Regions from separate parts of the Homo sapiens genome. Here region 1 is linked to region 2. Evidence: chromatin loops called from intact Hi-C (ENCODE). Cell type or tissue: PC-9. All regions are shown on one strand. Links, peaks and the distances in the headings refer to the core of each region. The heading gives the core; the rest is flanking DNA. Region 1 overlaps ACLY (ATP citrate lyase). Region 2 holds the start of HAP1 (huntingtin associated protein 1).

Region 1 (11,331 bases), core at 1,084-9,083, 150 kb after region 2:
GCAGGTGGATCACCTGAGGTCAGGACTTCGAGACTAGCCTGGCCAACATGGTGAAACCCTGTCTTTACTAAAAATACAAAAATTAGCCGGGCGTGGTGGCTGTTATCCCAGCTACTTGGGAGACTGAAGTAGGAGAATTGCTTAAACCAGGGAGGCAGAGGCTGCGGTGAGCTGAGATCGCACCACTGCACTCCAGCCTAGGCGAGAGACTCCGTCTCAAAAAAAAAAAAAAAAAAAAAAAAGGAGAATCAGGAACAGCTTCATGGAATAAGCGGACTGACAAGGCATGGGAAAAAAAAGAAGTTTCTAAGACCTATGCACGCCAGACCTTTACAATTACTTCCTCATTTAAGTCATACAACAACCTTGCGGCATGGCATCCTCATTTTACAGCTCAGGAAACAGTTACCAAGAGGCTAAATGACTTGCCCAGGTCTACCAAGATCTGATTTTAAAGATCTGATCTCAGCTCACTGCATCCTCCGCCTCCCAGGTTCAAGCAATTCTCCTGCCTCAGCCTCCCGAGTAGCTGGCATTATATGCCCCTGCCACCACGTCTGGCTACACAGATCTACCAAGGTCTGATTTTAAAGCCTGTGCAAGCAGAGCTCACCCTGGAGGGATGGGCAGGATTCTGGACCTCTCCTCCCCTTTTACTTACATGGAAAAATAAAAAATAAAACCCACATACACACACACTTTACACAAAATGGATATTATAAGCATTTACTGAACTCTGCCCTTTCTTACAGGTAATGTATCTTAAACTCTTTCTGTATCAACATATCAAGTTCCACCTCCTTCTTTGCATGCCTGCCCTGTTTTCCATTAGTTTGTGGATATGCCATGCTGACAGTCCCCTCCTGATAAGCATGTAAGTTGTTTCCAGGCCAGGCATGGTGGCTCACGCCTGTAATCCCAGCGCTTTGGGAGGATGAGGCAGGCAGATCACAAGGTCAGGAGCTCGAGACCAGCCTGACCAACATGGTAAAACTCCATCTCTACTAAGAATACAAAAATTAGCTGGGTGTGGTGGCATGCGCCCATAATCCCAGCTACTCAGGAGGCTGAGGCAGGAGAATCATTTGAACCCAGGAGGCGGAGGTTGCAGTGAGCCGAGATCACACCATTGCACTCCAGCCTGGGCGACAGAGTGAGACCCTGTCTCCAAAAAAAAAAAAAAAAAAAAAAAAAAAAAAGTTGTTTCCAGTTTTTGCTGTTAATGATACTGCAGAGTATTCTTGTACACACACCAGGTACCCGGCTTTTCCTTCAATTTCATCATCATCACGTGAGCCACCTTCAAGGTGGTAAAGGGTTCTCTAAGCCGAAGCACAGGGGCTGAAGTCTGGCGTATGATCCCCCAGCAGAAGACAGATAGCTCAGAAGCTTAGCAGACAGCAGAAGCCCAAGGAGTGTTTATATTCAACACCATCAGGTGCGCCAGACACTTTCAAGTACATTTTATCATTTTAACACATCAAGAACAAACCTTTCCTTCTACCACCTCTCCCCACACAAAACATCTCACCAAGCCCCGCCCAGCTGAGCCCAGGCTGTGTCCTTCTCCCTCCTTGGCCTCCCTTTCATCAGCAAAGCCCTTCTCATCCCCTAAACTACAGTTCAAACATCACCTTCTCAGGGATGCCATCTCAACTTCTCCAGACAGCTGGTTGCTACCTACGCCAAGTAGGGACTCAGAGCCTGACTGTAGCTTTAATCTGCTTATAAATTGGTCTCCTCCAACTGGATATAAGCTCCCAGAGAGCAGGGCCCTGGCTGGACTTTGTAGTAACCAAGCAAGTAACAAACGTTTCTTGAAGGAACTAGCTGCGAATTAATAAGATGATTACCTGGTTCGCCTCAAATGCCCCCTCTTGCAATCCCCACTCCCAGCCCAGAAGTGACCCATCTCAGCCATACCTCAGAGGAGAACATGGTGGCACACGTCCCGATGCACCAGCAGACGATGGGCTTAGTGAGGCGGCCCTCCTTGATGCCCCGGCAAATCTTATATTCCTCAGTGCCCCCAATCTGCCAAGGAATGGGGAATGAGAAAAAGCCAAGTTAGTGCAGCCCATCCTGACGTAAAAACTGGATAGAAAATGGAGTGACACGGGCTTTGGCCAAATAAAAGGAGTTTAATTTCAGCCTGGACACAAGGAAGATTTCTAAAGGAACAAACAGCAGGTCTCCTAGAGGAATCTCTGGGACTCCCCCTTCCTAATCTAGAAATATAACATGATTTAGGATTAGACCTGCCTTCAGAGGTGCAAACAAGGGATGGGGTTATGGGACTCCCAAATTTTTTAGTATTTAGAAAATTTTTTTTAACCGTTCTATCCAAAAGTCATCACATTTTTTAAAAAGCGCTTTTTTTTTGCTTTTTTTTTTTTTTTTTTTTGAGACGGAGTCTTGATCTGTCTCCCAGGCTGGAGGGCAGTGGCGTTATCTCTGTTCACTGCAACCTCTGTCTCCTGGGTTCAAGTGATTCTCCCACCTCAGCCTCCCGAGTGGTTGGGATTACAAGTGTGCACCACCATGCCTGGCTAATTTTTATATTTTTAGTAGAGATGGGGTTTCACCATGTAGGCCACGATGGTCTAGAACTCCTGATCTCAAGTGACCCAGTTGCCTCAGCCTCCCAAAGTGCTGGGAGGATTACAGGTGTGAGCCACCATACCTGGCCAAAAAAATGCACTTTTTTTACTCCAGCTTTCCACTGCCCACCAGGTAGAGACCATGGCCAGCCAGAGCAGAGCTTCTCTCTTATTGGCGCTAAAGTTTGGGATGCTGGGAGATTAAGAACTCCCTTCTCTGAAACATAAATGGCAGTACTAATAGTGACAACCTTGAGGCCCCAGCATCTAGGGGATGGGATTACCAGGGACTGTCCCTTTAAGTTACATGTAACCAAAATGTTTTAATTTTTTGAAAACTGAGATCATGCATTACAGTTTTAAAATCATAATTTTTTTTTTTAAAGTAACTCACCTCTCCAAGAACCACAATCATTTTGACTCCTGGAGTGTCCTGATAGCGTAACACATGATCCATGAATGTGGAGCCCGGGTACCTGTTGAGAGCAGGGAGTATCAGGATACAGGATCAGGAGGAGGCCTGGGGAAGTGTGTACAGGGTTAGGAAGCACACTTGTACTGGGTACACTGGATTTTGGGGGGATGTGGATGGCCAGTAAGGGTCCAGAGATGCCCCAGCAATAATGGACAGGGGAAGGTAGCAAATGGAACAGAAGAGAAGAAAGAGGGAAGGAGTTGGAGCTATTTAACTTGCAAAGGAAAAGACTGGGCACAAAATAAGCCCAGAGAGGTTCGCTCAGCAGTAAGAGATGACTTAGAAAGTACGCCCTGGTGCAGTTGTTTTAAAATATATCCACAAATTCCGGCCAGGCGCAGTGGCTCACGCCTGTAATCCCAGCACTTTGGGAGGCCCAGGAGGGTGGATCACCTGAGGTCAGGAGTTCCAGACCAGCCTGGCCAACATGGCGAAACCCCGTCTCTACTAAAAATACAAAAATCAGCCAGGTGTGGTCGTGGGCGCCTGTACAGTCCTAGCTACTCAGGTGGCTGAGACGGGAGGATCGCTTGAATTTTTTGATCGTCTCAAAAACAAAAACAAACAAACAAACAAAAAAAACCTAAGAACACACACATATTTTCTTTCTTTCTGAGATGAAGTCTTGCTCTTTCACCCAGGCTTGAGTGTAGTGGTGCGATGTTGGTGCACTGCAACCTCCGCCTCCCGGGTTCAAGCAATCCTCCTGCCTCAGCCTCCAAAGTAGCTGGCACTACTGGCACATGCCACCACATCCGGCTAATTTTTTTTTGGTAGAGATGGGGGTCTCTACCAAATTCGAGACTGTGTTGCCTCAGCTAGTCTCGAATTTCTGGGCTGAAACAATCCTCCTCCCTCAGCCCCCCAAAGTGCTGGGATTATAGGCATAAGCCACTGTTCTTGGCCTCTTCATGTCTTTTGATATGATCATTATAAATCTAAGAAGACAATCTAAACAAGCAGCATTTCCTAGACTTATTCCCTGAGCCTTTGGTCAGGCAGTACCCAAGGACTGGGGATTCCCAGGCTACACCCCTAAAGACCTTGGTGAGAGTTCTTCCTCACCCAGGCATCCTATCGGAAATCATGTGGTAGAGCCAGGGAGACGAACAAGGTGACTCTATCTCAACAGCTTTTGGTTTCTAAGCCCGACAGCAGTAGTAATAGTAGGAATAATAAACAATAATGGCTAACATTTATTATGAACCTACTAAGTGCCAGACGTTACTCTGAGATATAATACTGTATTCATGACCTACTGATCAGTGTTCCCACTACCAAAAATAATGAGGATACTATTATTAACTACAATAAAAACTCACTGAGCACCTGCTGAACGCAGGCCCTGGCTCAGACACTTATATGTATTACAATTCATTTATTCCTCCAGTAGCCCCATGAGGTGGGGGTATTATTTACCCATTTGATGTGTAAAAATGATGGAGGTCTAGGGAGGTTAAGTAACCGGACCAGGATGGCCCCTGCCACCCACCCCCTACTAAAGAGGGAAAATGGGATTTGAACCTCTTTAGTCCAATTTCAGAACTGGCCCTCCTAACCACTGTACTCTGCTGCCTCCCTATGGCCAATCACAACAAACAGAATTATCCCCAAAGCCCAGTCGCCCCTCCTGCACATTGTTGCCCTGTTCTGTGTTTTCCGATTTCATGCTCTGTCAGTCCTGAGACAAGAGCAGTGATGCCCCATTGTTTAGACTTCAGCAGCATTCCTGCGGGCCTGGAACTCAGGGGCAGCAAGCAGCCTGCAGGACACAGCATCGTCTCCTAGCCCACTGCTCTCAAAGCAGGAAGCCCCTCCTTGGCTTCCCAGCTGATTACCTGTCCCCACCAATGGCCACGCCCTCATAGACGCCATCCGTGGTCCGAGAGATGATATTGTTGAGCTCGTTGGACATGCCTCCGGAACGTGAGACATAGGCCACGCTGCCTGGGCGGTACAGTTTGGAGGCCAGGATGTTGTCCAGCATCCCACCTGTGTTGCCAATCTTAAAGCACCCAGGCTTGATGCCTCCAACCTGTGGGGGCAGAAACCACAATCAGGGAGGAAGGTGACTTCCAGATTCACCACAAAGAATCACAAAGCCCCTGCATTACTGCCCAGCCCCTTCTGGCCAGGCTGGGGAGAGAATGACCAAGAGAAATCACACTTGCCCACTGGGTTTCCTGCTTAGGAAAGTCTCCTCTCTCTCTCAAGAGACATACAGAACAAAAGAGAGCCTTATTTGTAAAGCATGGCTCACTAATTCAGGTTCAGATACGTATACTTGGCCCGGCACAGTGGCTCAGGTCTGTAATCTCAGCTCTTTGGAAATAAATACTAGCTCCATTTTTTTAATACAGTAAGAAGTAAAAATAAGCCAGGTGTGGAGAACACTTCTGGAATCCCAGCTACTCAGGAGGCTGAGGCAGGGAGATTGCTTGAGCTTAGGAGTTCGGGGCTGCTGAAGTGTGTTATAACTGCACCTGTGAAAAGCCACTGCACTCCAGCAACACAGCAAGACCCTGCTTCTTAAAAAAACAAACAAAAAATAATTCAAAGAATAATTTCAGCCAGGCATGGTGGCTCACGCCTGCAATCCCAACACTTTTGGAGGCTGTAGGGGGCAGACTACCTGAGGTTGGGAGTTTGAGACCAGCCTGGCTAACATGGTGAAACCCTGTCTCTACTAAAAATACCAAAATTAGCCAGGCGTGGTGGTTCACACCTATAGTCCCAGCTCCTCGGGAGGCTGAGGCAGGAGAATTGCTTGAACCAAGGAGGCAGAGGCTGCAGTGAGCCAAGATCGTGCCACTGCACTCCAGCCTAGGTAACAGGGCAAGACTCCGTCTCAAAGAAAAAAAAAAAAAAAAAAAAAAAAAAAAAGGCCAAACACGGTGGCTCACACCTGTAACTCCAGCACTTTGGGAGGCCGAGGTGGGTGGATCACCCGATGTCAGGAGTTCGAGACCAGCCTGACCAACATGGTGAAATCCCGTCTCGACTAAAAACACAAAAATTAGCCGGACATGGTGGCGGGTGCCTGTAATCCCAGCTACTTGGGAGGCTGAGACAGGAGAATCACTTGAACCCGGAAGCGGAGGTTGCAGTGAGCCAGGATCGCGCCATTGCACTCCAGCCTAGGCATTGCAGTGAGGCTGTGTCTCAAAAAAAAAGCTAAAAATGGACAGACTGATTTTCAACACATACTTCCTGAATCTTCTCAACCTAGGAGGGAGATAGAGGAGTCAAAAAGTAAACTTCCTAAGGGCATTGAACTTCATAAGATAGCATCGAACGTAAAAGGCTTTCCGGAGGGGAAGCTCACAGTGGCAGGTCCGATGATGGTCACTCCCTTCTGGTCCGCCTTCTTGATCAGCTTTCTCGTGAGGGCCTCAGGGATGCCTTCAGCTATGATGGCGATGGTCCGGATCTAGAGGATGACAAAAGTCCCTTCCTGTTAACTCTCTGCCTCAGAAAGGGCAACAAGACAGCACCGTTTAAGGGCCCACCTCCCATTCCACATGTCCTCTTCCAGGGTCCAAGAACAAAGTAATGTTAACAATATGCATATCAGCCGGGCGCGGTGGCTCATGCTTGTAATCCCAGCACTTTGGGAGGCCGAGGAGGGTGGATCTTCTAAGGTCAGGAGTTCGAGACCAGCCTGGCCAACGTAGCAAAACCCCGTCTCTACTAAAAATACAAAAATTAGCTGGGTATGGTGGTGCGCGCCTATAATCCCAGCTACTAGGGAGGCTGAGGCAGGAGAACTGCTTGAGCCCGGGAGGTGGAGGTTGCAGTGAGCTGAGACGGCACCACTGCACTCCAGCCTGGGTGACAGAGCGAGACTCCATCTCAAAAACAAAAACAAAACAAAACGAAAAAACAAAACCAATATGCATCTCATTCTTCCCACAGGCCTCTGCTCGTAATCACTCTAACCATCTCCTGAAAACACAAGTGGTGGATAGCCGAAACTGATCTCCACTAGCTAACACCACAGTGATCCACCCAAGAGAGGCAGGTATTTCGGAAGCCCTGCTACAGTCATAGCAGCTACGTTCACTCTCACCCAAAAGCTCACACCCTCCTGTTGTCTACCTGTTCCTGTGCCTGCTCATAAAGCAGCTATCTAAGGCTTTTCTTCATGGGACCCTCCGAGTCTTGTCACCATCCCCACAGGACAGGGTCAGCGTTTAAGAGAAATGAGCTGCTTCTACACTCAGCCCAGAGGCGGGGTGGGAGGGGCATGGGACAGATCCAGGAATCACTTCTCTTTGGCTCTAAACCAGGGCCAGCAAACTTCTGTAAAGGGTCAAGATAGTATTGTAGGGGCCAGGTAGAGTGGCTCATGCCTGTAATCCCAGCACTTTGGGAGTCTAAGGCAGGTGGATCCCTTGAGCCCAAGAGTTCAAGGCCAGCCTGGGCAACACAGGGAGACCCGGTAGGAGGATCAATTGAACCCAGGAGGTTGAGGCTACAGTGAGTTGCATGATTGCATCACTGCACTCCAGCCTGGGCTACAGAGCAGTATGTGTGTCTCTTTAAAACCAAACAAAAACCCCTGGCTGTGCGCGGTGGCTCACATCTATAATCCCAGCAATCTGCAAGGCCAAGGTGGGCAGATCATTTGAGATTGGGAGTTTGAGACCAGCCTGACCAACATGGAGAAAACCCATCTCTCCTAAAAATACAAAATTAGCCAGGCATAGTGATGCATGCCTGTAATCCCAGCTACTTGGGAGGCTGAGGCAGGAGAATCACTTGAACCTGGAAGGCAGAGGTTGCGGTGAGCCGAGATCACACAACTGCACTACAGCCTGGGCAATGAGAGCAAAACTCTGTCTCAAAAAACAAAAAACAAAAACAAACAAACAAACAAAAAACAGCCCTAAAACTAGGTGATGTGCTAGGTTTTGCCTTGGGCCATAGTTTGCCAACCTCTGCCCTAAACTAAAGAAGCAGCAGCCGGACGTGGTGGCTCACGCCTGTAATATCAGCACTTTGGGAGGCCGAGGCGGTTGGATCACCTGAGGCCTGGAGTTCAAGACCAGCCTGATCAAAAAGGTAAAATCCCATCTCTATTGAAAATACAAAAATTAGCTGGGCGTGGTGGCAGGCGCCTGTAGTCCCAGCTACTCGGGAGGCTGAGACAGGAGAATTGCTTGAACCCGGGAGGTGGAGGTTGCAGTGAACTGAGATCACGCCGCTGTACTCACTCTAGCTTGGGTGATGGAGAAAGGCTCCATTTCACAAAAAAAAAAAAAAAAAAAAAAAAAAAAAAAAGAAGTAGCTCATTTTCAGCAAATGTATTTTTTCACTTCCTCTAGGTATCAAGACAATTTTATATTCTCCAGTCATAAACTGAAATAAGCCAGTCTGGGATCAGATGATAATTTTCAACAAAATAATCAATATCCTAATTTTATTTTTTTTGAGATGGAGTCTCTCGTCGCCCAGGCTGGAGTACAATAGCACGACCTTGGCTCACTGCAACTTCCACCTCCCGGATTCAAGTGATTCTCTTGCCTCAGCCTCCCAAGTAGCTGGCACTACAGGTGTCTGCCACCATACCCAGCTATTTTTTTTATTTTTAGTAGAGGCGGTGGCCAGGCTGGTCTCGAACTCCTGACCTCAAATGATCCACCCACCTTGGCCTCCCAAAGTCCTGGGATTCCAGATGTGAGTCACCGCACCCAGCCTCAAACCTGCACCTTCTGATGCAGTAGTTCAACTTCTAGAAATTTATGCTTAGGGAATAATTAAGGATATAGGCAAATGTTAATCCGAGATTGCCCATCACAAGATTTGCAAAAGCAAAAGTGATGCTGCCAGTTAGTGCTTACTGATGTGGAAAGAGCAACTGAAGAAAGCAGATTATATGAGTGGCATACAGTATTATTCCCTTTGCTCAAATCTAGAAAAGGGGGTAGATAAGGACATACCGTCATAGCAGCAGTCATGTTTTTCTGAAATGGGACCTCAAGTATTTATTTTCAACAAAACAGTATTTATCAGTATTTTGAAACTGTTCTATAATAAATATGTAATATTTTTATAATGAAATGTTGGAGTCTTTCTGAGCCTCCTCTGGCTTGGGAAGCTGACCGATTGAAAAAAAAAAAAAAAATTTGCCGGGCGCGGTGGCTCACGCCTGTAATCCCAGCACTTTGGGAGGCCGAGGCGGGCGGATCACGAGGTCGAGAGATCGAGACCACCCTGGCCAACATGGTGAAACTCCGTCTCTACTAAAAATACAAAAAAAAAATTAGCCGGGCATGGTGGCAGGCGCCTGTAATCCCAGCTACTTGGGAGGCTGAGGCAGAAGAATCACTTGAACCCGGGAGGCGGAGGTTGCGGTGAGCCGAGATTGCACCATTGCACTCCAGCCTGGGCAAAAAGAGTGAAACTCTGTCTCAAAAAAAAAAAATTTTTTTTAATTAAAATAGGCCAGGTGCAGTGGCTCACTCCTGTAATCCCAGCACTTTGGGAGGCCAAGGTGAGTGGATCACTTAAGGCCAGGAGTTCGAGACCAGTCTGGCCAACATGGTGAAACCCCATCTGTACAAAAAAAAAAAAAAAAAAAAAAGCCAGGTGTGGTGGCATGTGCTTGTAATCCCAGCTACTCAGAAGGCTGAGGCACGAGAATCACTTGAGCCTGGGAAGTGGAGGCTGTGTGACAGAGTGAGGCCCTGTCTCAAAAAAAAAAAATAAATAAATACAAACATACATAAAATAAAGTGCTTTAATCCTGATTTGTTTTTTTGTTTGTTTTTGAGACAGGATCTGGGACTTACTCTGCTGCCCAGGCTGGAGTGCAATGGCATGATAACAGCACACTGCAACCTCAACCTCCTGAGCTTAAGCGATCCTCCTACCTTAGCCTCCCTACTAGCTGGGACTAGTGAGTGCCATCATGCCTGGCTAATCCTTTTTTAAGTACAGACAAGGTCTTGCTGTGTTGTTCAAGTTGGTCTCGAACCCCTAGCCTCAAACAATACCCCCGCCTCTGCCGCCCAACAAACACAAGCCATGGCATCCAGCCAATCCCAGTTTTCAAGCCAGTTATGCATAGCACAGAGAGGATATAGTGGGGGTGGGGTGGAGCCTGAGCCACCTCATTTATTTATTTAACATTTATTTATTTATTTATTTAGAGTCTCACTCTGCTGCCTAGGCTGAAGTGCAGTGGTGTGATCACAACTCACTGTAGCCTTGACCTCCCAGGCTCAAGTGATCATCCTACCTCAGCCAGCACATGCCACCATGTCCAGCTAATTCTTTTTTTTTTTTAATTTTTTTATAGGGACAGGGTCTTGCTTTGTTGGTCTCAAACTCCTGGGCTCAAGCAATCTTCTTGCCTTGACCTCCCAAAGTGCTGGAATAACAGGCATAAGCCACCATGCCCAGCGTATATTTTATTTTACTTTATTTAATTTTTTAAAGACAGGGTCTTGCTCTGCCACCCACGCTGGAGTGCCATGGAATGATCATAGCTAACTGCAGCCTTGAACTCCTGGGTGATCAATTGATCCTCCTGCCTCAGCTTCCTGAGTAGCTGGGACTACAGGTGTGAGTCACCATGCCTGGCTTGACTAATTTTTAAGCTTTTTGTAGAGAATGGGTCTCGCTTTATTGCTTAGGCTGGTCTTGAACTCTTGGCTTCAAGCAATCTTCCTGCCTCTGCCTTCCAAAGTCCTAGGATTACAGGCATAAGTCACTGTCCCAGGCCTGAGCAGCCTCTTTGTAAGCCCAGATAAGCAGCCTCTGCCCAGACTGACCTGCCCTAAGTCACTATCCTGACTTCTGAAGATCATGTGTCTCCAACCATTTCCACCTAAACCACTGGCTACTCCCAAATCCCCAGCCCTTTGTCCCAGGCAGCAGTGACGGGACATCAACCAGGAGCCATTCCTGCTTCCCCACCCTCTGTCCCCTAGAGCCCAGTGATCTACCTGCGCATAGTTCATGGTCCCCACCCCCCACCCTCCAGAGCCCAGTGATCTACCTGGGCATAGTTCATGGTCTCCATGGTGCTGTCATAGGCAGAGCGGAGAGAGGCAAAGTTGATGAGCACATCTACCTCCGGATGCTTCCTCATGGCATCAGCCATGTTCTTGAAGACAGGGATCAGGATCTCTTTGTGCCCCCAGTAAAACTTCTGCTTGTGGTCCCCACTGTGAGAAAGTAAAAGAAGAATTAGGATATCCTCAACCTGTCAGGACTGGGGAAGGGGAAGCTGAGGGGAGGAATTTCACC
Region 2 (11,331 bases), core at 1,231-9,230:
GACAAAGCCTTGCTCTTGTCCTCCAGGCTGGAGTGCGATGGCGAGATCTCAGCTCACTGCAACGTCTGCCTCCCAGATTCAAGCAATTCTCCTGCCTCAACCTCCCGAGTAGCTGGGGTTATACACGCCCGCCACCACGCCCAGCTTATTTTTGTATTTTTAGTAGAGACGGGGTTTCACCATGTTGGCCAGGCTGGTCTCGAACTCCTGACCTAGTGATCCGCCCGCCTCGGCCTGCCAAAGTGCTGGCTGGGATTACAGGCGTCAGCCACCGCGCCCGGCTTTTTTTTTTTTTTTTTTTTTTTTACCCCTGGAGGAGCCTGAGGTAAGGGGGTCACAGTCCTCCAGGCTCAGAAACTGGGCTCTCCGGACACCTGGGTCCCTGGCGCCTAGAATGGAGACAGCCAGGGGAAGTACAGCCTCAGACTGGCTCATCACCCCCTACCCAGGAGGCAGTGCAATGGAGTCTCCTGGGTCATACAAACAGACGCAGCCACTCACCCTGCACCTGTTGCGTGTGCAGAGGACAGGAGGAAGACTTCACCAGATTAGGAGACACTCGAGCCTCTAGGCCCAATCCAGAGATCTCCCCCGACCCGCAGGAGGATAGGAGAGACAAGGGGCAGGAAAAGAGCGCGACTTTGCCCCCATACCCGCAACCAAAAAGTGGGCAAAACTTCCCCCTCCGCCCGCCCACCCACCCCTCCATCGCACGCAAGCCCGGTCGGCCAGCGCAGACTCAGAGCGCGCGGGACAGCGCCCTCCCGCAGCCCCCCGCCCCTCTCCTGGCACTGCGGTAGACCCAGGAGAGGGGCGCTGAAGGGGTGCAGATCTGCCGCAGCAAGAGGCGCGTGGAGGTGGGTGGGCGAGCGTGCAGGCCCCAGAACCTGACTCACGGGCACAAACCAGGGGACAAGAGCAGAGGAGGAGATGGAGAAGGGGCGACCAGACAGACACCGCAGTGACATCGCGGGGGTGGTGGACGGGTGACACTGAGTGCTAGAGGGGGCGGGGTGCCTGGACCCGATGGGGCCACTTCCTCCCTGGAGTTGCCCCAGTCCCCACCCGGTCCAGGACCCCGGGGGCCCGATTTACCTTCCTCCAGCTCCCGAATAAAGGCGGCGCGCTCAGGGCCGGACACCCCGGGTCGCCGGCCAACGTAGGCGGCTGGCGTCTTCCAGATGCCCGCTGCCTTTCCAGTCCCCCGGCCAGTGGCCCGGGAACCAAACGGCCCTTGGAATACGAAGCGGGTCCACGGCGCGTCCGAATTGTCGGGCATAGACCGGACATCCCCTTGGATGGCCGAGAATGCGGACGGGCGCCGGGCTCCTGCCTTGGCTCCAGCCTCCGAGGCCGGGCGAGCTCCGGTGCGGGCTTCCGAGAGGAACTGGGATCCAGAGGTGGCTCGGGATCCTACTCTCTGTCCAGTGCCCCGTGCCTGCGGCTGCGCAGAGGGCTCCGGAGCGGGACTGGCTGAGGGCGAAGGTGCACAGGTGAGTGCTGCTGGGTCCCCGGGTCCGAGCCGGCTCCCCGCGCAGCACCGGCCCAACCTCTTCGGGCGCATCTCGAGTCTGCCGTCCGCTGCTGCGGCGGGACCTTTATAACCTGCGCCAGCCGCCGGGCCGGACCACGCGTAGGGGTGGGGGCTGCCGAGAAGCAACTAGTGGCAAGCGGGACTCAGAGCCGCGCGGGAGGGGAGCTAGTGGTGACGGAACAGAGCACAGTAAGAAAAGCAGGGCAAGAAGGGCGAGTGCAAGTTCCGGATGGCTCCGAGTTGGGATGGGAGCGAAAGATTTTTTCTGCCCTCTCCATCTCCGGAGAATGGTTCTGCCCAAAGCCGCGGCTGCCCCAGCACTCGCGGGTCCCTGGCTGGGGGCAGCCCCTCCCCAGCTGCCGCGCCGGGGTTTCGGGTGCCTTCCCTGGTGTAGAAGCTGCCAACCCAACGTTGTGCATACGGTCTGGGGTGGCCAGTGCATTAGGGCAGCGCTGCGTCTTTCCCGGTTGACTGGGAGAGACATTCCAAACTCCAGTGCGCTTCCAACGTGCTGCAACCCTGCCTGGCGCTGCAACCCTGCCTGGCGCTGCAACCCTGCCTGGCGCTGCAACCCTGCCTGGCGCTGCAACCCTGACCCTCGCGCTCACACCCCAGTGCTCGCGCCACTCGACGTCTTCCATTTGATTGGATTAACTGTTCTTCACCTCCAACCCTAGTTCGCTTTGCCCTCCTCTTGCCATGCTGGCGAACCCCTGTTCTCCTTGGGAGACGCCTCTTAAAAGTCTCCCTGTAGCCGGGCGCAGTGGCTCACGCCTGTAATCCCAGCACTTTGGGAGGCCGGGGCAGGCGAATCACCTGAGGTCAGGAGTTCCAGACAAGCCTGGCCACCTGGTGAAACCCTGTCTCTACTAAAAATACAAAAATTAGCCAAGCATGGTGGCGTGTGCCTGTAGTCCCAGCTACTCAAGAGGCTGAGGCAGGAGAATTGCTTGAACCTGGAAGGTAGAGGTTGCAGTGAACCGAAATTGTGCCAATGCACTCCAGCTGGGGCTACAGAGCGAGCCTACCCCTCAAAATAAATAAATAAATAGAATACTTTTTTTTTAAGTATCCTACTGGAAATGTTGGGTAGACAATTAGATGTATAAATCTGAATGTAGGGGAGAGACCGGGCTGGAGATTTAAATGTAGGAGTCATTGTTCTTTGATGACCATTTAAAGCTATGAGACTGGTGAGATCCCCAAGAGACTGAGAGAAGACAGGTAAGAGCGCCCAGGACTAACCCCCTAGGATTCAGAGGGCAGAAAGAAGAAGAGGAGGCATCAAAGGAAGACTGGGATGAGTGGGGCAGTGAAGTAGAGGAAAACCAGGAAAGTTGGGTCCTAGAAAGTAAAGAAAATGTTTCATGTAGAGAGTGGCCACCTGTGTTGGGTGGTGCTGTTGGGCCAGGCAAAGACTGAGGACAGAGACTCAGCTTGGCAAACTGGGGTCATGGGCAACCTTGGTGAGCTGGGGTCATGGCCTCGGCAAGAGCGGTCTTGCGGGGCCAGGCACAGTGGCTCACACCTGTAATCCTAGCACTCTGGGAAGCCAAGGCAGGTGGATCACCTGAGGTCAGGAGTTTGAGACCAACCCAGCCAACATAGTGAAACCCCATCTCTACTAAAATACAAAAATTAGCTCGGTGTGGTGGAACAAGCCTGTAAGCCCAGCTACTTGGAAGGCTGAGGCAGGGGAATTGCTTGAACCCAGGAGGCAGAAGTTTCAGTGAGCCGAGATTGCACCACTGCACTCCAGCCTGGGCAACAGAGCAAGACTTGTCTCAAAAAAAAAAAAAAAAAAAAAAAGAGCGGTCTTGGTAGAGGGGGTGAGAGAGACCAAAGAGGAGTGAGGAAATAACGAGAGGTAACAAAATGAAAACAGAAAGAAGGCTAGGCGCTGTGGCTCACACCTATAATCCCAGCACTTTGGGAGGCTTAGGAGGGTGAATTGCTTGAGCCCAGGAATTTGAGGCCAACCTGGGCAACATGGCAAAACCCTTTCGCTACAAAAAAATACAAGAATTGGCCGGGCGCAGTGACTCACACCTGTAATCCCAGCACTTTGGGAAGCCTAGGCGGGTGGATCGCCTGAGGTCAGGATTTTGATACCAGCCTGGCCAACATAGTGAAACCCCGTCTCTACTAAAAATACAAAAAATTAGTTGAGCATGGTGACGGGTGCCTGTAATCCCAGGTACTCAGGAGAATCGCTTGAACCCGGGAGGCGGAGGTTGCAGTGAGCCGAGATTGCGCCATTGCACTCCAACCTGGGCAACAAGAGCGAAACTCCGTCTCAAAAAAAAAAACATAGCTGGGCATGGTGGTGCATACCTGTACTACTTCAGGGGCTGAGGTGGGAGGATCACCTGAGCACAGGTCGAGGCTGCACTCCAGCCTGGGTGACAGAGCAAGACCCTGTCGGAAGGAAGGAAGGAAGGCGGGAGGGAGGGAGGGAGGGAGGAAGGAAGGAAGGAAGGAAGGAAGGAAGGAAGGAAGGAAGGAAGGGAGACAGTATAGAAAACTGTATTGAAGAAATCTGCAACAAAGGAGAGCTGGAAAAGGGCACAGGAGCTGAAGGAGGACATGAGTGCTGGGGAGTGTGTTTTGAAGATGGGAGAGAGGACAATATGTTTACATGCTGATGGAAATGTTCCCTCAGGGAGGAGAAAACAGGTGCAGAAAAGAGAGCTTATCTCCCAGAATACTTCTGGAAATGGAGGAACTTTCATAACATAACCGTTCTCCTCCTTGTTCAAAGTCTGCATGTTTTATTTTCTTTCTTTCTTTCTTTCTTTTTTTTTTCTTTTTTTGAGACGGAGTTTCGCTCTTGTTGCCCCAGGCTGGAGTGCAATGGCACGATCTCGGCTCACCACATCCTCCACCTCCCGTGTTCAAGCAATTCTCCTGCCTCTGCCTCAGCCTCCCCAATAACATGCGTCACCACATCCGGCTACTTTTGTCTTTTTAGTAGAGACGGGGTTTCTCCATGTTGGTTAGGCTGGTCTCGAACTCCCGACCTCACGTGATCCGCCTCCCCCTTGGTCTCCCAAAGTGCTGGGATTACAGGCGTGAGCCACTGTGCCCAGCCCAAAGTCTGCATGTTTCCTATGGTTTCTTTGTCAGCAGAAAGCTTGAAGGAGACACACAACCCCAGGGTTTGCTACGACAGTGAGGTTGAAGAACATAAGGAGGTGGCTGTTCGGGCATCGGCACAGCCCAGGCTTCCGTGAGGCTACAGCTCCATAGGCTCTGCCGAGTGGTCCTCCCACAGCCCAGCTTCCTGGACTGTCTCTCTGTGCCTTGGACATCTCTGCAGCCCCAACCACCAAGCACAGAACAGGGCATACAGAAGAAGCCTATTACACTCCTGCTGAATTAAATTGTTTCTGGCCCCATGAGGAAGAAGCCCTGGGAAACCCCTGGAGAGTTTGACGGGGAAGAAGGCAGAGGCAGTGGGATGGAGAAGACAGAGATGAAGTTAGGAGACCCTGAAAGCTCCCCCAGCTGACCACACCCTCTAGGTCAGCGCACTGGCAGCCAGCAACTCTGGCTACGGCCACCAGAGGGCAGTGTCAGCCCGTATACCTCCCCACGTGGCTTCCTCACCTACAGGCTCAGTCGCCCCACAGAAAGTGGAGTAGGGACAGAGACTCCATTTTACAAATGGAGAAACCAGGGCTCAGGGCCCGTCATTCTGGAAGTAAGCATTTTGGCCTGGCTGACAGATATCTGCCTTTCGACAGCCTAGGGCTGTCCAGGAGACTGGGGGTAGTCTCTGATCCAGGCCTCTCAAGTGGTTTTCCTCTGTCAACCACCCCCTCCCTCTCCTGCTTCTCATCTAGGGGGAGAAATCAGACACAGCAAAGACCCTTGGCCTCCTGTCCTCCCTCCCAGTGTGCATCCATGGACCCTCCTGGATCCGAAAGAGGATGGGAGGGTGCAGAAGACTTGCCAGGCTGCAAAGCCAGACCACCCACCACCTAATTGTGCACACCCCCTGAACCTGGGGCACATTCACTCCAGTGCCCAGCCCTGGGCAGCACACAGGTGGCTCAGGCCCCTCCTCCTGCCCCCTCCCCTGGCCTGACCCTGGGAAAAAAAACACCTGGAACAGGGTAGGTAATAGAAAGAGCCCCTAAGGGTCGGTGCCAGGGACCTGGGGGGGACAGGCACCGGGGTTACTTTCTGCAGGGGAGCAGGGTGGAGGGGCACCCTGAACTAGGAACAGGGGAGACCTCCTCACCCCCGCCGCAGTCCTGCTGTCTCCTGCAGGCCTTTCGGGGGCCCTCCCCCATCTCTGATCCAGGCCTTCCCCTCCAGAACCAGGCAGTGGCCGCCATAGCCCTCACCCCCACCCCAGAACCCAGGTACAGTCCCTCCTTACATCAGCAGAGAATGGGGGACTTGAGGGCCTAGGCCCTCAGAGGTTCCCCTTTAACTTTTCTTTTTGTTTTTTTGAGAGGGAGTCTCACTCTGTCGCCCAGGCTGGAGATCAGTGGCATGATCTCAGCTCACTGCAGCCTCCGCCTCCTGGGTTCAAGCAATTCTCCTGCCTTAGCCTCCCGAGTAGCTGGGACTACAGGCACATGCCACCATACCCATCTAATTTTTGTATTTTTAGTAGAGACGGGGTTTCACCATTTTGCCCAGGTTGGTCTTGAACTCCGGACCTCAAGTGATCCATCTAGCCTCGGCCTCCCAAAGTGCTGGGATTATAGGCATGAGCCACCACACCTGGCTCCCTTTAACTTTTCTCCTCTTCTTAAAGAGCCCAGCCCAACTCCTGGGCCACTGAGCCCCTCTGGCCTGGAACAAGGAGGTAACGAGGTGCTGGGGGCAGCTGGGGGTCTGAGCCCTCTGCCTGCTGTCTTCCATGGCCCCGCTGCTGGCCAGGACCGAAAGGGAGAGAGGCAAGGAGAGAAAGGACAGAGAGCAAGTGCCGGGGACGAGGGCAAGGGGCTGAGGTGGCTGGGACCTCAGGTGGAGAGTACTGACCCCCACTCTGAAGTTCTTCCCCACCTGGGGGCTCCTATCCTGGAGGAAGGCCCCGCCTCCCACACAGGCTCACTCCTGCTCTTGGTTCTGATGTCTGACTCCTCCTCTGAGAAGCCCTCCCTGGTGGGGCTCACCTGTGTTAGGTATCCTGTGCCAGATCAGGCCTCTCTGTGTCCTCCCCTCCCCTGGCATTCTCTCCCGACTCTGTCCGCTCACAGGGTAAGATGATGTCATTGACAAGATGATCTATTTAGTAACAATGAGAGCAGTATCTGTTTTGCTCACTTTTGTATTCTCAGGACTCTAATGAGGCATCCAATAAATATTTGTTGAATGAACACATCAGTGGATTCTCTGGGTATGGATGGTGGGAGTGGTAATCGCCCTGGGGAAGTGACTTCCGGTAAGGGTGAGATCCTAGGACTCTGGACTCCCAAACCAGGGCTCCACATCCCCTGGCACAGGTGAGCGCCACCAGGAACCCTCCAGGGGCACCTGTGGGAGAGGATGGAGACCGGCCAGGATGTGAGCCACAGATCCCCAGGGAGTGAGCCTTGGCACAGCCAGGTGCCCACTTCTTCCCTAGAGCCCTCAGCCCAGCCCCGCTCCTTTCCCCAGGGACCAGAGCAGGAGGCCTGGGCTGGCCTGATATGGAGCTGGGTCCAGCAGGTCGGCAGTGCCCTGACCTGGGAAGCTCCACGGGAAGCAGCTGGGAGTGGGGGGACCACAGCACCCTCTGTGAGGAGGGCAGGACCGTCAGCTGCGTCCAGCCTGCTGGACAGGCAATACCAGGTGGTGGCGAGCCTAGAAGGATGTTCTGGCCCTTTGGCCTCCCTGAGCTACCTCCAGGCTCAGGGATAACACCAAGGAGCCCTTCGCTCCCTGACCTCTGTCCCCAGAGTCAGCAATTCCCTCTCATCCCTGCGTCCATGTCCAGGCTCTGAGCCCTTCCAGGGACAATTTGTGGGATTGGGGATAGAGACAGAGGAATAAATACACATTCACTGAGACCTGACTAGGTGCCGTATGGATTTTGGATATATTTCATTTTATCATCACTGGAAGGAAAAAAATACTGCTGTGTTATAGATGAAAAACAGAAGCCCAGAGAGGTCAAGCAACTTATCCAAGGCCACACAGCCAGGAAGTATCAGGGAGGGAAGATCACAAAGGCTTGTCTTACCAACAGCCCATGTGCTGTCCACGGCCTCCCAGTTCAGAGAAGAAGCTGGGCGACCCTCCCTCTCCCGTACCCAGGGGTGCCTGTGCTCACTGGGTTTGCTTCCACATAATACTACTTATGAGCCAACTGTTAGGTCTTATAAATTAGATGCCCACCGTGGGCATCTGCCCCATGGCCTCTGGAGGAATCCTGCCAGAGGATGGAGATAAAGGAAGGACAAATACCAAGTGCCTTTTGCAGACGCTATGTCCGCTCTTCCTTCTTCAAGCCTCAGCTCAGACGCCACCCAGTCTTGGGAGCCTCCCCTGATCTAACCTGGCTGGATCTGGGTCCCTGCCTCCCAGATCCAATGTGCTTCCCTCTACCTCAGCCTTCCACACACTGGGGCAAAAGCAAGAAGGGCTTCTGTGCCCAGCTTTTAGTATCTGAGCCTGCCTTGGCCCATGCTTGATGGGCTCAGAGGGAAACACTTGTACTCTGACATAAATCCGAAATAACAGAATCATCCTGACTGGTTCCAGTCTTCAAAATAAGAAAGACTGAGTTTTCACCATAAACCTGGACTCCTGGCCGGGCGCGGTGGCTCACACCTGTAATCCAGCACTTTGGGAGGCCAAGGCAGGCAGATTGCTTGAGCCCAGGCGTTTGAGACCGGCCTAGGCAACATGGTGAAACCCTGTCTCTACAAAAATACATAAATTAGATGGACATGATTGTGCACGCCTGTAGTCCCAGCTACTTGCGGGGGCTGAGGCAGGAGGATTGCTTGAGCCCAGGAGGTCAAGGCTGCAGTTAGCCGTCTTCCCGCCACTGCACTCCAGCCTGGATGACAGAGCAAGACCTTGTCATAAATAAATAAACAAAGAAACAAACAAATAAATCTGAACTCCCTAACAAAAAATAAGCCTATTCCTAAAGCTAAGTCATGACCTTTGTGATAAGGTAGTGAAATCGTTGTGGTTCCCATGGCAGAACGGATAATGTCAGGCTTTCCTTTACATCCTTGCCGTGTTTTGTATCTGCCCCGCCAGGCCTTCTGAAAAGGAACCCCCTTTACTCCTCATAAGTAAACGTTCCTCTCCTCTATGTGTCTGTCTCTTTCTTTGACCTGGGCTATAAACACTGATTTCTCACCTGTGGGCCCCACTCAAGGCAGGGGTTGGCAGTCTTCATCTGTGCATTCCAGAGCCTGGTGCAGGCTAGCAAGCTTGAGCGCTCGATAAATACTTACCGGATAACTTAGCAAACTAGGAGAGCAGGCAACACCCTGACCCCAGGCGCTTCCTCAAGGCCCAGCTCTCCCCAAACCCTCCTCCAGGAAGCCCAGAGCATCCTTCACCTTCTCCAACCACATCACGCCCATTGGGCTACAGGAGGGCCTTGGGCTGCCTCGCAGGTGGTCATTGACACTCTCCCGTGTGTAGAGGTCTCAGCTTGACCAAAAGCTACAGCATCAAGAACACAGACAGCTCCTCACATGCTTGTGGTCACCCCACCTGGGCACCTCATACCTAGCAGGGGCTCCAGCAACGTGCGCTGATTCCTTAGTCTGGAGGGCAGGCTGTCATGGTGTAGGTGGGGCAAAGTGGCACCAGGGATGCCCTCAGGGCCTGGCTGGGCCCTTCACTGCTACAAGTGGTCTCCAAAGTGGAAGATGTTCACTGCTGTCCTGACCTCTCAACCTCTCAGCTCTCACTCAACAGTAGACATCACAGAGAGTCTTTGCAGAGGTTTTTTTCTTCTTTTTTTTTTAGATGGAGCCTCACTCTATCGCCCAGGCTGGGGTGCAATGGCATGATCTCTGCTCACTGCAACCTCCGCCTCCCGGGTGCAAGTGATTCTCCTGCCTCAGCCTCCCGAGTAGCTGGGATTACGGGCACACACCACCACGCCCAGCTAATTTTTTGTATTTTTAGTAGAGACGGGGTTTCTTTCTTTCTTTTTTTTTTTTTCTTTTGAGACAGAGTCTTGCTCTGTCACCCAGGCTGGAGTGCAGTGGCGTGATCTTGGCTCACTGCAAGCTCTGCCTCCCAGGTTCATGCCATTCTCTTGCCTCAGTCTCCTGAGTAGCTGGGACTACAGGCGCCCGCCACCACACCTGGCTAATTTTTTTGTATGTTTTAGTAGAGACGGGATTTCACCATGTTAGCCAGGATGGTCTCAATCTCCTGACCTGGTGATCCACGCGCCTTGGCCTCCCAAAGTGCTGGGATTACAGGCGTGAGCCACCATGCCCGGCGTAGAGACGGGGTTTCATCATGTTGACCAGGCTGGTCTCGAACTCCTGACCTCAAGTGATCCGCCCACCTCGGCCTCCCAAAGCGCTGGGATTACAGGCGTAAGCCACCTTGCCGGCCCCTTGGCAGAAATTTTTTTTTCTTTTTTTTTCTTTTTTTGAGACGGAGTTTCGCTTTTGTTGCCCAAACGGGAGTGCGATGGCACGATCTCAGCTCACTGCAACCTCTGTCTCCTGGGTTCAAGCGCTTCTCCTGCCTCAGCCTCCTGAGTAGCTGGGATTACAGGTGCGCGCCATCACGACCAGCTAATTTTTTGTATTTTTAGTAGAAATGGATTTCACCATGTTAACCAGGCTGGTCTCAAACTCCTGACCTCAAGTGATCTGCCCGCCTCGGCCTCCCAAAGTGCTGGGATTACAGTAGGCATGAGCCACCGCGCCTGGCCAGAGATTTTTATAAGACCTCCCTGGCTTTCAGTTTCCCTCATCTGTAAAATGGGGATAACGAATCATAAGTCCTGCTTAGTAAAGACTTCCTATTAAGTGGGATAAGGAAAGTAAGGCACTTAGCAGCCACATAGTACGTGCTTAGCAAAAGCTTCCCCTTTGACTCCCCAGCTGGCTCTTGGAGGGGAAAGGAATCCTCACCCCCTTCTCTCCACAGTGGAGGGCAGAGTGGGCAAAGCCAGGCAGAGGTAGGGCAGGGCCAAGCAGGCAGAGCCTAGAGGTCCCTTCCATTCCAGGGCATCAGAGTGCCATGGCAGACCTAGGAACAGACAGGCAGGAGGAGCCAGGACAGGTTGTGATGGGGATCAGGCATTCTCCACTACCCTCCAATCCTCAGCTCCCTGAGGACCACCTGGAGTTGGGCCTAACAGGAAGCCCAGGGACACACCTGGGCTCAAAGTCCACCTGCCCCCTGCCCTGTAGCTTTAAATCCAGCAGGCAGCTCTGTCCTGCTGCAGTCGGTTTCTCCACATGTGAAATGGGGATAAGACCGCCTATATCACAGGGTTCATTCGAGAACAAATGAGACCACACACACCAAGTTGCACTCCAAGAGCTCCCTCAACAGTGGTGGCTGTTGGCCAGGTGCAGTGGCTCACACCTGGAATCCCAGCACTTTGGGAGGCTGAGGCAGGAGGATCGCTTGAAGCCAGGAGTTCAAGACCAGCCTGGGCAACATAATGAGATCCTGTCTCTATTAAAAAAAACTTTTTTTTTTTTTGAATCAGAGTCTCTCTCTGTCGCCAGGCTGGAGTGCAGTAGCGCGTTCTTGGCTCATTGCAATGCAACCTCCTCCTCCCAGGTTCAAGCAATTCTCCTGCCTCAGCCTCCCGAGTAGCTGGGACTGCAGGTGCACACCACCGCGCCCAGCTA

Evidence for each region. Peaks named below come from ENCODE experiments on the same cell type or tissue, not always from the same donor. Only the 100,000 strongest peaks of a DNase experiment are listed, where the experiment ranks them.
Region 1: it touches region 2 in a loop (7-fold over the local background); 35 of 110 quality-filtered maps call a loop at or near these places.

Annotation. Positions count from the first base shown.
Region 1 is chr17:41,881,199-41,892,529 of GRCh38, forward strand. ACLY (ATP citrate lyase) reads right to left here. Exons shown (of 29, transcript NM_001096.3): 16 at 11,081-11,249; 17 at 6,401-6,505; 18 at 4,914-5,110; 19 at 2,995-3,076; 20 at 1,924-2,034. Among named protein-coding and RNA genes, the nearest start is that of KLHL11, 21 kb to the left of the region's middle. In PC-9, for the core only: a CTCF peak has its summit at 4,660; no DNase peak of the experiment used is centred there.
Region 2 is chr17:41,733,071-41,744,401 of GRCh38, forward strand. It overlaps HAP1 (huntingtin associated protein 1), which reads right to left and starts at 1,573. Exons shown (of 11, transcript NM_177977.3): 1 at 1,096-1,573. The coding sequence starts at 1,564. RefSeq lists an enhancer at 462-1,004. In PC-9, for the core only: CTCF peaks have their summits at 5,102 (motif pointing right) and 5,303; DNase peaks (open chromatin) are centred at 3,561, 5,131 and 6,831; H3K4me3 peaks cover 1,199 bases; H3K27ac peaks cover 1,923 bases; H3K27me3 peaks cover 1,915 bases.